Regions from separate parts of the Homo sapiens genome. Here region 1 is linked to region 2. A link is an interaction called in ENCODE POLR2A ChIA-PET data of the cell type or tissue named here. Cell type or tissue: MCF 10A. All regions are shown on one strand. Each heading gives the region's core, and the rest is flanking DNA. Links, peaks and the distances in the headings are about the cores only.

The links. ChIA-PET counts read pairs that join two places held together with the same protein. Peaks named below come from ENCODE experiments on the same cell type or tissue, not always from the same donor. Only the 100,000 strongest peaks of a DNase experiment are listed, where the experiment ranks them.
Region 1: POLR2A ChIA-PET joins it to region 2 with 5 read pairs; 10 of 35 experiments call an interaction of 5 or more read pairs at or near these places.

What each region holds. Positions count from the first base shown.
Region 1 is chr11:787,905-792,670 of GRCh38, forward strand. It overlaps CEND1 (cell cycle exit and neuronal differentiation 1), which reads right to left and starts at 2,186. Exons shown (of 2, transcript NM_016564.4): 1 at 2,126-2,186; 2 at 1-754. The coding sequence starts at 672. The coding sequence ends at 223. SLC25A22 (solute carrier family 25 member 22) reads right to left here. Exons shown (of 10, transcript NM_001191061.2): 7 at 4,649-4,766; 8 at 4,400-4,554; 9 at 4,238-4,313; 10 at 2,571-4,164. The coding sequence ends at 4,011. RefSeq lists a silencer at 2,097-2,326. In MCF 10A, for the core only: no CTCF peak of the experiment used is centred there; no DNase peak of the experiment used is centred there.
Region 2 is chr11:710,381-715,968 of GRCh38, forward strand. EPS8L2 (EPS8 signaling adaptor L2) reads left to right here. Exons shown (of 21, transcript NM_022772.4): 4 at 42-106. Among named protein-coding and RNA genes, the nearest start is that of EPS8L2, 6.9 kb to the left of the region's middle. RefSeq lists an enhancer at 1-256. In MCF 10A, for the core only: no CTCF peak of the experiment used is centred there; a DNase peak (open chromatin) is centred at 2,631.

The DNA.
Region 1 (4,766 bases), core at 767-4,766, 77 kb after region 2:
GACCCCGGAGCCTGGGCTCTTTCTGCCCTGGAGGTTGGGGAAGTCCTGGGTCAGCAGGGGTGGGCTCGGGCGTCCTCTTCACCGTGCGCGTGTGTTGGGGGCGTATGTAGGTGTGTAATGAATGTGCGTGTGTACGAATAGGTAAGGGTGAACTCTGCATGCACTGGCTTCCTCGGGTCTGTACAGGAAGTGGCTCCGTGCCCCCCGCCTGGCCCCCAGGTATTATTTTTTCCGGACCAGGAAGGCCACACCGAGAATCAGGGCTATGGCTGCCACGGCCACACCCCCAGCCACCAGCAGGGGGTTGAAGTTCTCACAGGACCAGGGACCTCGGCCCCCAGGCCCCCCACTGGCAGCCTCATCTTCCTCCGCCCCGTCCCCAGGACCCTTGGGCTCCGGGGTTGCATCGGGACTGCTGGGGACCGTGGGGGCTGGCTTCAGGTTGCTGTGGTTGTTGAGAAGGGCAGGGTCGGCCTTGGCCGAGGTCTTCTTGGCAGGTGCCGTGGTGGGGGCTGCTGGCGGCTGCTGCTTCTCGGCCGGGGCCTCCTTCTTCGAGGGCTTGGTCAAGGGGGCTTTCCCATCGGCTGCCGGGGGTACCTTGGCCTCGGTGGTGACCTGGGGCACCTTGGTGTCGGGCTTGGGGCTGCTGGCTGACTTCCCTCTGGACTCCATGGTGGGCGGGGCGTATGGGACAGGCAGGTGGCTGCACCAGAGGGGCTCAGGACAGTTTGTCGCCCCTGGGCATTCTATGGGCCTGGAGGGAGACACAAGGGAGGCTGCGCGCGGGTCCAGTCCCCCCTGTGCTGCCCCGACCACCTGGTCCCCAGGCAGCCCCTGCCCAGTTCTCTGGACTCTCTGGAGCCCCAGCTCAGGGGCCTCCCGTGGGCCTCTGACACTTCTCTTTCACGGCCTGGACTCCATCTGTCCATGACCACTCCTCAAGGGGCCCCTCCAGCCGCAGAGGCAAGGGCCACGCACAGGTGGGAGGAGGTAGGGGACCCCACTGTGCTCCATAAAATGGCCCATGCAAATGCCACATCCTCCCACCAGCCGGGGGCAGGAGGCTCTTGGTGGGGAAGTAAGGATCAGGCCCAGAGAACTCGAAGGAAGAGCATTCTCCCCTCCAAGGAGGTGATCGGAGCCCCAGTGGGAGAGCTGACTGCATCCCCTCCTCAGGAGAGCATTCCTGCTTTGCAGAGATGGACACTAAAGCACGGAGGCTGTGACCTGGCCAGGGTCCCAGGGGGAGGAGGGCGGGGAGGGGCAGGAGCTGGGATCTCAGGCAGCCATCAGGGTGGGTGGGCCCACAAGAACCCAGACTTGAGAAAACTGGGGTGTCTCTCCAGGAAGTCAGCGTGGGGCTGTGCTTCCAAGGGCCGTCTGCCCCTCCCCAGCCTCTGGGGCCCCCTCCTCAGCATGGGCCGTGCCTGCCTCCAGCCCTGGAGCAGGGAGTCCTCGCCCAGCCCAAGGCTGTGCTGTCTCTGTGGGCAGAGGGTTCCTGGCGTTAAACAGGGTGGGCACATGCTGCACTTGGCCCGCGGGTCAGGGCGGAGGACAGGGTTCTGGGCTGTGGGAAAGGCGGTGCCCAGATTCTCAATGACCGAGGCAGAGGTGGGAAGGGCCCTGGGGGCCCAGCCGCCCTGAACCTGAGTGGGTCTTGCCCCAAAGCCCCAGAGGCCGCCTGTCTGCCTCTCCCAGGGAAGGATGAGAAATGCCCTCCAGACCTGCAGAGAAAGGGAGGCACGTTCCCCACCCCCCGCCAGGTGCATTGACCACACTGAAGGTCACCCGAAGGTCACAGCATGATGAGGGCGTCTCCAGAAGAGGCCCAGCTGCTGCCACCTCCCAGGGAAGCCCAGCCGTCCCTTCACCCCTGCAGTTCTCGGGGGGCTCAGCTGCTGGGCATCAAGTTTGCAAAGAGCAGGTGGTCTGCCCCCCCAACCTCGCTATTTGTGGCACTTACATCCCGGCCGCCGCCTCCCTCTCCCGGGATCAACTGAGCCCTGGAGAACTGGGGGGCCCGCGCGCAAACCCAGTGACCTTCAAGGCCCGGAGCCGCCTCCTCGCCCCGCAGGACGCCGCGCCCGCCCCGCCCGCCCCGCCCGCCGGGAGCCCCCCGCCTTACGCGTCCTCCGGCCTCCCCGGGGCTGCGCGCTCCTCCGCGGGATGACGGCGGCTGCGAACGCGGAGGAGAGCTCGGGAGTTTCCCACAATGCACTGCTCCCGGCGCAGGAGGGCGGGGAGGGGGAGGGGCGACCGGGCCCCGCCCCGCCGGGAACCGTGGGATCCGCAAACCCAGCTCCGCCTTAGATCCAGGGGTAGAAACTTAGGGTCCGAGAGAGCAACTGCGGGGTCCAAGTCCCATCTGGGACTGCCAGAGGCAGGAGGCGGGTCCCGCTCAGCATCCCCTCTAGGCCAGGGTGCCCCTTGGTCGGTGGGTGACGGGTCGGTGGGTGAGGGGTCGGTGGGTGGGTGCGCAGGCCTAGCCCTGCAGTCTGAAGGGAGCCAGTTATGGGAAGAGGGGACTGCCCTCCCCCGCCCCCAAACAGACCCCCAGACAGACAGCAGCATCTACTTAGAATATTTATTTATTCTCTGACATGACAAGACACAAAAAGTTACAACTTCTTAAAACTCTTCAAAAGAAAAAAATATAATTCTGTAAGCAGCAGCAGCAGCTTCCAAGGTTCTGATGTGACGGGAGGGGCAGCTCCCAGGAGCAACCGTGAACTGGGGGGGTCCAGGCCTGAGCCCCAGGTAGTGTCGCTGGGAAGGGGCCTCTGTGGAGGGCCCCGGTTTTGGGGACACAGCACCAGCACATCAGGGTCTGTCACCAACACGATCACATGGCCAGGGCGGGGCAGGGAGAGCTTCGGCTCACAGCAGGGATCGCCCGGTGGCAGGGGGGATGGGGCTTCTGAAGTGTGGTCAGGGGCCTTATGCCCGGAGGCGGGAAGGATGGGGCTTCTGCAGTGTACCCAGGGGCCTTATGCAGAGGCTGAAAAAGGAGGGTGGGCCCTGAGAGGACTTGGGGGTGTGGCAGCTCCTGGCCCTCCCTCCAGAGCAGGGCAGGCACCCTCAGGCTCCACACTGGTCCCAATGCCCGCCCTGCTCCCTGGCCAATCCCAGGCCAGGGTGGAGGACTCAGGAGAGACCAAGCTGGGTAAGTTAGTTCCTGGACGGGGTCAACAGAGCCTGGGGCACACACAGCACACAGAGCGCCTGGCCACGGCGGGAAGGGGGGCAGTCCCCAGCAGCCCCATCCCCAAGGGCCAGGCCAGATCCCCACAACACACACACGCATGCACACACACATACACACACACATGCACACAGACCTCACAATCTGGGCCCCAGCCTGGGGTGGGAGCTGAGGAGCCCACCAGAAAGTCCCACAGTGGGTGGCGGGCTTGCCCCAAGAGTCAGACCTCAGGGCAACCCCTCACTTGGGATTCCTGGCTCAACAGAGAGGGCAGGAGACCCCAGTCCTCTTGCAAGGCTGGCCAGGGAGGCAGAGTCAAGTCCTGCCAAGGCGACAAGAGCGGCTGGGGAAGGACGGAAGGGCTGGAGAGCCGCTTGGGTCCAGCAGATTCAATAAATAGGTTTGTGTGGGGTGCCTGTGTGGGCCAGGATGGCTGTGGAGACTGGAGCTGGTGGACTGGGGGTATGGTCCAGCCTGCCCGGCCCAGGCCCGGGGGCCCCCAGCCCAGAGACCAGCTCTGTCCCTGGGGGTGTTCAGGCCAGGGCAGGATTGGGGCAGGGGCTAGCTTGAGGAATGTAAAGATTTCTGCATTTTCTACATAAATGAGACATTGATCCCAACGGTGCAGGCAGCACCCCGGGGGGCTTGCGTGTGCACCACCTATGTGGACCCTGCACCCTGCCCCCTGCTGCCCCTGCCGACGGGAGGGCTGGGGAGGGGTCTTCCCTTGCTCCGTCCTGGGCTAGCTGCCTGGCTCCAGCCCCACACCGGCCCTGCCCAGCTGGCTGGGGTGGAGCGGGTGCTGGGCTCAGGCCTGGGGGTCCTGCAGCAGCCCCAGCAGGGACTCCGCGATGCCCAGGAAGTAGACCACCTGTGCGATGCCGAAAAGGGGCGCGATGACCAGCGCGCGGCAGTAGGCGCCCTTCAGGAAGGCCGAGGGGCCCTCGTGCCGCAGGATCTTCCTGTGGAGGAAGGACGAAAGGGTCAGCCCGGTACGCAGGCCCCCAGGCCCCACCCGCCGTGGGACCTCCCCACCTGGCACAGTCCAGGATCCCAGAGTAGGTGTCCTCGTTGACGCCTCGCTGAAGTGACTGGAGCCGCGTCTTCACCACTGCAAGGGGCGCTCGGGTCAGTGTGAGCCTGGCCAAGGGCTCAGTCCCGCCCCATCCCCAGCCGGGCGCCATCCCATGCACTGACCATCACAGGGGTTGACGGCCACAGCGGCGGCACTCCCAGCCACACAGCCGGCCAGGAAGGACACGTAGAAAGGCGACTTCTCCTCGGACGCCGGGCGGCCCAGCTGGTTCAGGTTGGCAAAGAGCGGGAAGTACACCACAGAGAAGGGGACATCCCTGTGGGGAGGGAGGTGGCCGTGGGGACAGGAGGTGGTGGGGTGGGCAGGCCGGCCTCCCCCTTCCCTCCCCCCACCTGCCCTGTGCCTCCTACCTGAGCAGCGTGGCCCCGAGTCCCTTGTAGAGACCGGCAATGCCACGGCTCCGCAGCAGGTCGCGGGTCAGCTGGGTGGCCGTGGGCCGAGGGGCAGCTGGAGCCTCCACTGAGGGCT
Region 2 (5,588 bases), core at 984-4,983:
GTCCTGCCCGTCGGGGGAGTGACTGGTGTCTCCCGGTTCAGAGCAGAGGAAGAAGTATTCCAACTCCAACGTCATCATGCACGAGACCTCGCAGTACCACGTCCAGGTAAGGCCCCGCCCCCAGGTAGGCTCCGCCCCCAGGGAGCACCCTCAGGACATGGCTGTCCTCAGGTTCTCGTCTCCACAAAAAATAAAATAATTAGACGGGCATGGTGGTGCCGGCCTGTAGGCCCTGCTACTGGGGAGGCTGAGGCGAGGGGGTCACTTGAGCCCGGGAGGCGGAGGCTGTAGTGAGCCAAGATCGCACCACTGCACTCCAGCCTGGGCACCTGGGTGACAGAGCTAGACCCTGTCTCAAAACGAAAGAGAGAAAGAGAGAAAGAGAGAAAGGGAGGAAGGGAGGAAGGGAGGAAAGCTCCAGGGAGAGTGGTCAGCCCAGCTTCTGACACCCACGGGGCCGGGGGAGGCCAGAGCCAGAACTGCCCACACTGTCCCGGGCTCAGCCACGGGGCCGGGGAAAGCGCCCCTCTGGTTCCAGTCCTGGGAACTCGCGGCCTGGGGGGTGAGGCAGCCCAGGGTGTGCCGGGAAAACACTGTGGCTGCTGCCCAGCCCTGGATGGGAAGAGCCCCTGGAGGAGATGATCATCCTGGCCCCAAAACGAGGAACTGTATCGGGAGGGAGCAGGCAGAACAAAGACGCCCTTGATGGGGGATTCAGGGAGGCCCGGGCTGCTTCTCAGGGCTCAGACGGGGCTGCCTGCACGCGCCGGACCAGCCGCCAGCCCTGAGGGCTTTTCTGTTCTCCTAGGTCAGTTTCATTGACACGGAGAACTCAGGAAATGTTTTTTTGGGGGGTTTTGTGTGCGTGTGTGCGTGTGTGCGTGCGTGCGTGTGTGTGTGTGTGTGTGTGTCTTTTTTTCTTCCTTTCTTTCTCTCTCTCTCTGTCTCTCTCTTTTCTTTTCTTTCTTTCATTTTGAGACAGGGTCTAGCTCTGTCACCCAGGTGCCCAGGCTGGAGTGCAGTGGTGCGATCTTGGCTCACTACAGCCTCCGCCTCCTGGACTCAAGTGATCCCCTCACCTCAGCCTCCCCAGTAGCTGGGCCTACAGGCTGGCCCCACCATGCCCATCTAATTATTTTATTTTTTTGTGGAGATGGAAGTCTCCCTATGTTGCCCAGGCTGGTCTCAAACTCCTAGGCTCAAGCAATCCTCCCCCCTCCTAGCCAGGCCTGGTAGTGTGAGCTCGTAGTCCAGCTACTTGGGAGGCTCAGGCAGGAGGATCCCACCACGGCCCTCCAGCAGCCTGGGCAACAGAGTCTTAGGCCAGGCGCGGTGGCTCACGCCTGTAATCCCAGCACTTTGGGAGGCTGAGGTGAGTGGATCATCTGAGGTTAGGAGTTTGAGACCAGCCTGACCAACATGGCAAAACCTCATGTCTACTGAAAATACAAAATTAGCCAGGCGTCGTGGTGCATACCTATAATCCCAGCTACTCGGGAGGCTGAGGCAGGAGAATCACTGGAACCCAGGAGGCGGAGGTTGCAGTGAGCCGAGATCACACCACTGCACTCCAGCATGGGCAACAGAGCGAGACTCCATCTCAAAAAAGAGAAAAAAAAAAGGGACCAGGCGCGGTTGTTCATACCTGTAATCCCAGCACTTTGGGAGGCCGAGGCGGGTGGATCACCTGACGTCAGGAGTTCGAGACCAGCCTGACCAACATGGTGAAACCCCATCTCTACTAAAACTACAAAACTTAGCTGGACGTGGTGGTGGGAGCCTGTAGTCCCAGCTACTTGGGAAGCTGAGACAGGAGAATCACTAGAACCCGGGAAATGGAGGTTGCAGTGAGCCGGGATTGCGCCACTGCACTCCAGCCTGGGGGACAGGGCGAGACTCCATCTCAAAAGGAAAAAAAAAAAGGCCCCTGCGCCTGGGTACGAGCTGGGCTCCCGGTTGTGGTCCAAGCCTGGGTGCGAGCTGGGCTCCCGGTTGTGGTCCAAGCCTGGGTGCGAGCTGGGCTCCCGGTTGTCGTCCAAGCCTGGGTGCGAGCTGGGCTCCCGGTTGTCGTCCAAGCCTGGGTGCGAGCTGGGCTCCCGGTTGTCGTCCAAGCCTGGGTGCGAGCTGGGCTTCCGGTTGTGGTCCAAGCCTACAGGACTAGGAAAAGGAGGGAGGGTGAGGGAGCCTGGAGCTGGGTCCTCCTGCAGGACCAGTCCTTTCTGCCACAAACAGCCCTGGCTGGGGGCCCAAAATGCCCCCTGGTTCCCCCTTGCTGTCCTCCACACCTGCAGAGGTGAGACAGGTCACTACTCTTTGAGCCTCAGTTTCCTCGTCTGTACAATGGGTCCAAAGAGCCATCAGGAGTCCCTGAGCTCTTGAATCGGGCTGTTTTGGGTGACCAGGGCCCTCCCAGCAGCCTGGGCAGCTAGACCCTGCATACAGCCAGGCTGGTGACTTCGGCCAGCTCAGTGTCCAGGGGAAGGCACAGAGCAGTGGCCGAGTTCACTTTAGTCCCCTCTTCCTGGGCAGCTCCACCACCTTTCTCAGGGACTCTGCCCTCTTCGGGAGGAGCCTGGGGCCTCTCAGCCTGGCTCCTGGACTTTGGCCCCAGCTGGCCTGGCCTGGCCCCCAGCCAGCAGGAGCCTCGTCTGCCCAGAGGCCAACAGAGTGAGGAGTGGAGGGTGGGTGGGGCTTTCCTGCCTCTCCCCGATGAGGACACTGGGGACCAGAGAGAGGGTGAGAGTCTGGTGGGAAGTCTCTCCAGCCAGGTGGGGGCCGGATCAGATTGGCCCTGACAGTGGGTGGGGGGCACCTGAGCCCGGGTCCATGGTTTGCTTTTTTCTAAGTTATCACACAGTAAAAGCCATGTGTACGTGGGGGTGTGGTTCTGTTGCCACCATAGTCGACCCATCAGCCCCATCACTCCAAACCTGTGAATCCCCGACCTTGGTGGCTACCCCCAACCTCTGGCAACACCTGCCTGCCTTCATCACCACAGTTTCTGTTTGTTTGTGTGTTTGAGACGGAGTCTCGCTCTGTCACCCAGGCTGGAGTGCAATGGCGCGATCTCAGCTCACTGCAACCTCTGCCTCCCAGGTTCAAACCATTCTCCTGCCTCAGCCTCCTGAGTAGCTGGGACTACAGGCGCCCGCCACCACGCCTGGCTAAATTTTTTTTTCTCTGAGACAGAGTCTCACCCTGTCACCTAGGCTGGAGTGCGGTGGCGTGATCTTGGTTCACTGCAACCTCCGCCTCAAGGGTTCAAGTGATTCTCCTGCCTCAGCCTCCCCAGTACCTGGGATTACAGGCACGCACCACCACACCCAGCTAATTTTTTATATCTTTAGCAGAGATGGGGTTTCACCATGTTGGCCAGGCTGGTCTTGAACTCCTGACCTCAATTGATCCACCCACCTCAGCCTCCCAAAGTGGTGGGATTACAGGCGTGAGCCACCGTGCCTGGCCTAATTTTTGTATTTTTAGTACAGATGGGGTTTCACCATGTTGGCCAGGCTGGTCCCCAACGCCTGACCTCAAGTGATCCACCTGTTTTCACTATGTTGGCCAGGCTGGTCCCCAGTGCCTGACCTCAGGTGATCCACCTGCCTCCCAAAGTGCTGGGATGACGGACTGAGTCACTGCGTCCGGCCTCCATCATTGTGGTTTGATAAGTGGAAATTAATTTTTATGATGTCCATTCGTATGTGTTTTTCTTTTATGGTTTAGGGTTTTTGGCATCCTAAGAAGTCATCCTTTGACCAAATTTCTGGAGATTTCTTCCGTGTTTTCTTTTATTTTTTGTAAATTAGGAATTCACTGTGGAAGTTCCTGTGTTTTCTTTTTCTTTTCTTTTTTCTTTTTTTTTTTGAGGTGGAGCTTTGCTGTGTCACCCAGGCTGGGGTGCAGTGGCGTGATCTTGGTTCACTGCAACCTCCACCTCTTGGGTTCAAGCAATTCTCCTGCCTCAGCCTCCTGAGTATCTGGGATTACAGGAATCCATCACCATGCCCGGCTCATTTTTTGTATTTTCATCAGAGATGGGGTTTCACCATGTTGGCAAGGCTGGTCTCGAACTCCTGATCCCAGGTGATCCACCAGCCTTAGCCTCCCAAAGTGCTGGGATTACAGGCGTGAGCCGCCGCGCTGGGCCAGTTCCTGTGTTTTCTTTTGGATGCTTCCCAGTGTAGGCTTTTGCGTTTAGGGCCAGGATCCATTTTATTTTATTTTATTTTATTTTATTTATTTTTTTATTTAATTTTTAAATTTTATTTTATATTTATTTTATTTTATTTTATTTTTTTTTGAGACAGTCTCAATGTACTGGACCACACTGATTGACTGTTTTGAATGTTGAACCAGCCTAATCCTCATTTATTCCAAGTGTGTGATCCTTTTTCCTGTGTTGAGGGACTGATGTGGTAATATTGTTGTTAGGGGTATTTTGTGTTGATGTCCATTAGAGGTACTGGTCTGTAATTTTCGTATAATGCCTATGGCAGGTTGTGTGGCAGGGTTATGTTGGTTTTATAAAATGGGTGGGGAAGTATTCCCTCCTCTTCTGTTTTCAGAAAGAGTTTGTGGGCCGGGCGCGGTGGCTCATGCCTGTAATCCCAGCACTTTGGGAGGCTGAGGTGGGCAGATCACAAGGTCAGGAGATCAAGACCATTCTGGCTAACATGGTGAAACCCCGTCTCTACTAAAAATACAAAAAATTAGCCAGGTGGGATGGCGGGTGCCTGTAGTCCCAGCTACTCGGGAGGCTGAGGCAGGAGAATGGCGTGAACCCCGGAGGCGGAGCTTGCAGTAAGCTGAGATTGCGCCACTGCACTCCAGCCTGGGAGACAGAGTGAGACTCTGTCTCAAAAAAAAAAAAAGAGTTTGTGAAAGCTTGTTATTGTTTCTTCCTTAGATATTTGTTAGGATTTGCCAGTGCTGCCCTCGGAGCACAGGATTTTCTTTGTGGGAAGGTTTCGGTTATTAATCCCCTCTCCTGCCTGTAAGATCTGTAGTGATGCCCCCTCTTTTGTTCTGGTTTTTGAGAATTTGTGTTTTCTCTAGTATTTTTCTTGATCAGGCTTGCTAGGGATTTACCAAGTTTATTAACCTTCTCATAACTAACTTTGGGCTCTGTTGATTTGTGTCTGTCAGTAGTCTGTGTAAAGTGCGTTGACCTCCTCTTAATTTTCTACCTTCCACTTACTGTGGGTTTTATTTGATTCACTTTATCTTTTTCTTTTGTTTTTTTTTTTTTTTTTTTTGAAATGGAGTCTTGCTCTGTCGCCCAGGCTGGAGTGCAGTGGCACGATCTTGATTCACTGCAAGCTCCGCCTCCTGGGTTCACGCCATTCTCCTGCCTCAGCCTCCCAAGTAGCTGGGACTACAGGTGCCCACCACCACGCCCAGCTAATTTTTTGTATTTTTAGTAGAGACGGGGTTTCACCGCGTTAGCCAGGATGGTCTCGATCTCATGACCTCACGATCCGCCTGCCTCGGCCTCCTAAAGTGCTGGGATTACAGGCATGAGCCACCGCGCCCGGCATTGATTCACTTTTCCTACCTGCTTAAGGTGAAACCTTAGATTATTTATC